Regions from separate parts of the Homo sapiens genome. Here region 2 is linked to region 1. Evidence: read pairs that join two places in POLR2A ChIA-PET (ENCODE). Cell type or tissue: Panc1. All regions are shown on one strand. Each heading gives the region's core, and the rest is flanking DNA. Links, peaks and the distances in the headings are about the cores only. Region 1 overlaps MYO7A (myosin VIIA). Region 2 overlaps GDPD4 (glycerophosphodiester phosphodiesterase domain containing 4).

The links. Peaks named below come from ENCODE experiments on the same cell type or tissue, not always from the same donor. Only the 100,000 strongest peaks of a DNase experiment are listed, where the experiment ranks them.
Region 2: POLR2A ChIA-PET joins it to region 1 with 5 read pairs; 1 of 35 experiments calls an interaction of 5 or more read pairs at or near these places.

The regions. Positions count from the first base shown.
Region 1 is chr11:77,194,583-77,197,498 of GRCh38, forward strand. It overlaps MYO7A (myosin VIIA), which reads left to right. Exons shown (of 49, transcript NM_000260.4): 33 at 2,899-2,916. Among named protein-coding and RNA genes, the nearest start is that of MYO7A, 68 kb to the left of the region's middle. In Panc1, for the core only: CTCF peaks have their summits at 1,354 (motif pointing right) and 1,566; a DNase peak (open chromatin) is centred at 1,369.
Region 2 is chr11:77,247,818-77,250,733 of GRCh38, forward strand. The region is part of intron 11 of GDPD4 (glycerophosphodiester phosphodiesterase domain containing 4); the gene reads right to left. Among named protein-coding and RNA genes, the nearest start is that of GDPD4, 52 kb to the right of the region's middle. In Panc1, for the core only: no CTCF peak of the experiment used is centred there; a DNase peak (open chromatin) is centred at 1,804.

The sequences.
Region 1 (2,916 bases), core at 304-2,803:
CCCAGGCCTCATCTGAACCTCTCTGTTGGGGCTGCGGGGGATGGGATGGCACCTTCCAGTGGCCCTTCCTTCATTGGACATCAGCTCACTCATTCTCCTTCCATCTGTGTGCCAGGCACACAGAGGGAATCAGACTTAACCTTGCAGCCTCTGTGGGGCCATGGGTATTGGGGCCCCTTTCCTGGTCTTGTGCCAGCCCCTCATTGGTGTTATAGCTTCCAGAGCTGCAGCTCAGGAGTGGCGGTGGATGCTAGACAGAGCTTTAGGAATTGTACCTCCTTTTTCCTAAAAGAACTCCAGCCCAACTTCCCGCCTGGGGAGCTTTAGGGACAGGCCCCCTTGACCCTCTTGCTTGGAGCCCAGGCCCATGACCAGCCATGAGTGGTTCCCTCCCAAGCTAAGAGCCTGGCCAGGTAGAGCAGGGGTATCCAGATGGGGAGAAGGTGGGAGCACTGGCTGCTGGTAGGGGACCCAAGGCCGCCTCATCTCCATGGCCCTGGCTGTGCAAGAGAATTGCCCCCGTACATAAGTCGAGGGCTCCATAGTCTGAGGGCACCACAGACCCGGATCTCACCCCTCCACCTCGTGGCCTCCGTCCTCACCCGGGAGCCCTGTGCCACCCTCCACCTGACCGTGTGCCTTCTCTGGTCAGCTCCCCGCCAGCCTCTGCCTCTCCCTGAGTCCTGAGTGCTCCCTGCGCCAGCCTGCTTCCCCCGAGGCCCGAACCCCCCCGAACCCCACTTCAGAGGAGGAGCGTCTCCTCCCTGCCACCCCTCTGTCCCTCAAGTGAGAGCCCTGCCCTTCATCCTCAGGCACCTCCTCTCCCTTGGCCCTCACATGCCGGCAGCCACTGCAGCCTGTCCAGCTAACTCCCAAACAGCTGCAGCCTCCACCCCCACCTCCCTGAGGGCCTCCTCGGGGCTCACTGCCATTGTGGCATATGGTACGTCCTGGGTGGGGTGCTATTATTATGCATTCATTTTATTTTGGGCATTTGTCATGTGCTGGGCACCATACCAGGACCTGGAGACACAGCCCTTTGTGGGACAGACATGGTTTCTGCCCTTTGGAGCCCACAGCTGAGCTGGGTCTCTCCTGGACTGGAGCTCCTCAGAGTGTCTGTCCCAGAGCCCTGGGCCAGGCCCCACATAGAATGGACAGTTGTGAATCACAGTTTTTGTAGGGTGGGAGGGTGCATTGTTCATTTTCTAGGTCTGCCATAACAAAGTGCCACAGACTAGGTAGTTTCAACAACAGAAATAAATGTATTTCCTTCTAGTTCTGGAGCCTGGAGCTCCGAGATCAAGGTGTCAGCAGGGGCTTTCTCCTGAGGCTTCTCCTCTCGGCCTGCAGATGGCTGTCTTCTCCATCTGTCACCACACAGTGATGTGTGCACATGCACGTCTGAGTCCAAATATCCTGCTCTTAAAAGGGCACGGGACATATTGGATTACAGCCCACCCAAGATATCTCATTAGTGACCTCTTTAAAGACCTTATCTCTGGGCCAGGCGCGGTGGCTCACGCCTGTAATCCCAGCACTTTGGGAGGCCAAGGCGGGCGGATCATGAGGTCAGGAGTTTGAGACGAGCCTGGCCAACATGGCAAAACCCCGTCTCTACTAAAAATGCAAAAATTCACCAGGCGTGGTGGTGGGTGCCTGTGATCCTAGCTACTCGGAGACTGAGGCAGGAGAATCACTTGAACTCGGGAGGCGGAGGTTGCAGTGAGCCAAGATCCTGCCATTGCACTCCAGCCTGGGGGACAAGAGCAAGACTCCTTCTCAAAAAAAAAAAAAAGGAGCTTATCTCCAAATAGGGTTACATTCTGAGTTGCTGGGGGTGAGGACTTTAATACGCAAATATGGTAGGTTGGGGAAGGAAGCACACAATTCAGTCCATAACAGGTGTTTTGAAAACATCTTATTTTGAAATAATTTCAAAGTTATGGAGAAATTGCACGTTCAAAAAAGTAGGACTGCTATGTGCACTTCACTTCCCAGATTCACTGGGTGATAGCCACACTTGCTCAGTGATTTGTCTCTCTGCCTACATATGTATTTTCTCTGAGTCATTTGAGCTTGGGTTGGTGACATTGAGCTCTTTGCCTCTGAATTCTCACCGCTCTCAGGATGGCACCCCTCATGGGCTCTCATGGGTGGAGATGGGGCCGTCTGTGAGCTGGCATACACATCCACCCTTACCTATGCCTGTGTCTACATTCTATAAAAACCAGGATTTCACTCTGACCCCTCCAATGCTACCCCAGAACCCCAGAGTTCTCACTAGGGCTTGGGGGAATATTTTTAGAGAAACACAATGCCGGTGCTTTTGTATCTTACCAAGAGCACAGCAGCACCCCTCACGGATCACCTCACCTCCAGGCTCCAGTTCTCCCTTGACACACTGATCTTTCTAACTCCCAGATTCACCAGATCAGTTTCTTGCAGTTGTGGCTGCACTCACAGTCCCCCAGGACCTGGCTCCGCACGCTGTGTCCCCATTCCCTCTCTTCCCCGTCTGCCCTGCCCACGCCTCTGCTGCACCAGCACACGCCTCCTACTGACCCCAGGGCCTTGGGCCTCCCACATGCTCTGCCTGGAATCCTTGCTTCCCTGTCTCTGCTGAACTGGGAACTCCCTGGAGGGGCAGCTATGCTTTCTCTGACTTTGGGCCCCAGCACCTGCATAGAGCTGGCACTCAAAAGTGCTCGCCGATGTTGACGAATGAGAAAGGTGGGGACAGGGTGGCTGCAGACAGATGGGAGCAGGGCAAGGCCACGATGCACAGGAGGTGCAGGAGCCCCAGGCTGCTCCTGGCTAGAAGGCAGCAGCAGCTGATTTTTAGAGCAAACTCACTCGTATGTTGTCTTCTGTCCCTCTGTCCCTCTCTCCTTCCAGGGGATTTATGCCCAGAGG
Region 2 (2,916 bases), core at 266-2,765, 53 kb after region 1:
GAGACGGGCGAATCACCTGAGGTCAGGAGTTCGAGACCAGCCTGACCAACATGGAGAAACCCTGTCTCTACTAAAAATACAAAATTTAGCCGGCTGTGGTGGCACATGCCTGTAATCCCAGCTACTTGGGAGGCTGAGGCAGGAGAATCGCTTGAACCGGGAGGCAGAGGTTGCGGTGAGCCAAGATCGCACCATTGTACTCCAGCCTGGACAACAAGAGTGAAACTCCGTCTCAAAAAAAAAAAAAAAAAAAAGAAAAGAAAGAAAGAAATAGAAGGACAATTAAACCTGTCCAATGATGCCACATCAAGGAAACATTCCACTGAATAGACGATTCTGATAAGAACTAACTGTAACTACATGTGAACAACAATACAATTTTCTTTTCTTTTTTTTTTTTTTTGAGACGGAGTCCTGTTCTGTCGCCCAGGCTGGAGTGCAGTGGTGCAATCTCAGCTCACTTCAACCTCCGCCTCCCAGGTTCAAGTGATTCTCCTGTCTCAGCCTCCCAAGTAGCTGGGATTACAGGCATGCACGATGACGCCCAGCTCATTGTTGTATTTTTACTAGAGACAGGGTTTCACCACGTTGGCCAGGCTGATCTCGAACTCCTGACCTTGTGATCCACCTGTCTCGGCCTCCCAAGTGCTGGGATTGCAGGCGTGAGCCACCATGCCCGGCCAACAATACAATTTTCTTGTTGATATGGGCACCACCACATCTACCATTAATTGCATTACTATAAAAAAATCAGATCACCAGAGTACTACAACCACTTAAGTAGTGGGAGTATCTAACAATCCTGTCTTTTTCCATGTCCCAATATAAAACTATTACTTTGAGACCATTGTCAGAAGAACATCTCTTTCTTCTCTATGGCACTTTCCCTGTACATTTATTTATTTATTTTTAATTTTTATTTTTCTTGAGTTTTGTTCTTGTTGCCCAGGCTGGAGTACAATGGCACAGTCTCAGCTCACTACAACCTCCACCTCCCAGGTTCAAGCAATTCTCCTGCCTCAGCCTCCCGAGTAGCTGGGATTACAGGCACCCACCAACATGCCCGGCTAATTTTTTTTTTTTTTTTTTTTAGTAGAGACGGTGTCACCATGTTAGCTAGGCTGGTCTCGAACTCATGACCTCTCCCCTATAAATTTAAATATTAGAGGCTGGGCAAGGTGGTTCACAGCTGTAATCCCAGCACTTTGGGAGGCCAAGGCTGGCAGATCACAAGGTCAAGAGATCGAGACCATCCTGGCCAACATGGTGAAACCCTGTCTCTACTAAAAATACAAAAAATTAGCTGGGCGTGGTGGTGTGTGCCTGTAGTCCCAGCTACTCGAGAGGCTGAGGCAGGAGAATCGCTTGAAGCCGGGAAGCAGAGGTTGCAGTGAGCCGAGATCACGCCACTGCACTCCAGCCTGGCAACAGACCGAGACTCCATCTCAAAAAAAAAAAAAAAAAAAATTAGCAAGCTACTTTGCAAAAAGAACCACAAGAAGAAATGTACTACAGACAAATTGTTTTTCGAAGCCTCAGAAGGTTCTATCGCACATTATCAAATTACAGCTCATATGAACGTTACTATATTGATTCAAAAAATAACCAAATAGACTTCTGGTTTCTGGTTCCACATGTAAGGAGCTTGGAAGCTGTCACTCCATCCTAACAACAAGTAAAAAGTTGAACAGAATGAAAAATCAACAACTCTTATTGGATCTGTAATAGAGGTGAGGACACAGGGCAAACTGCTGCCCAGAAAATTGGAGACACAGGTGAAAGGAGATGAATCATAGCTTACCAGAATGAGCCTAACAAATGGAAACCACTAAGGAAACCAGTGCTCGGGTAGGAAAACTTGAACCATCACTGACAAATTCCTGGAGGATTAGTGTGGACAAGTCTGAGAGTTAAAAACTCAAGGGGACACCTTGAGATACGTGATTATGTTGCTTATTTGAAATCTTTCTACGTTTTTTGATGTAGGCATTTATTGCTATAAACTTCACTCTTAACACTGCTTTTGCTATATCCCATAAGGTTTGGTATGTTGTGTTTCTATTTTCATTCATTTCAAAAATTTTTTAAATTTCCTTAAGTTCCTCATTAACCCACTGATCATTCAGAAGCACGTTGTTTAATTTCCATATATTTGTACAGTTTTTAAAAAGTATAACATCTTATTTGTAAAAAGCTTAAATTTGACATAAAATTTTATAAACACAGTATTATCTGATTTTTACATTTTCTCTTTTATTTGAGCCAATAAAATTTATTTTTTTAACTTTTATTTTAGATTCAGTGAGTACATGTGCCGGTTTGTTACCTGGGTATATTGCATGATGCTGAGATTTGAAGTATGAATGAACTCATCACTCAGGTACTAAGCTCAGTACCTAATAGTTAGTTTTTCAACCCTGGCCCCCTTCCTCCTTCAGTAGTCCCAATTTTCTATTGTTGCCATCTTTATGTTCATGTATATCTAATATTTAGCTCCCACTTATAAGTGAGAACATGCAGTATTTGGTTTTCTGAGCCTGTATTAATTCACTTAGGATAATGGCCTCCAGCTGCATCCATGTTGCTGCAAAAGACAGGATTTCACTCTTTTTTATAAGTGCATAGTATTTTGTGGTGTATATACTTGTACAGTTTTGAAAGTTCCTCTCATTGATATCTAGTGTTATTCCATTGTGGTCAGAAAAGATACTTAATATGATTTCAATTATTTTAAATTTGTTGAGATTTGTTTTGTGGCCTTACACATGGTCTGTCCTGGAGAATGTTCCATGTGCTGATGAAGAGAATGTGTATTCCATAGCTATTTTATGAAGTATTCTGTAATTGTCTGTTAGGTCCATTTGGTCCAAGTACAGTTTCAATCCAATGTTGATCTTTTGTCTAGATGATCTGTTC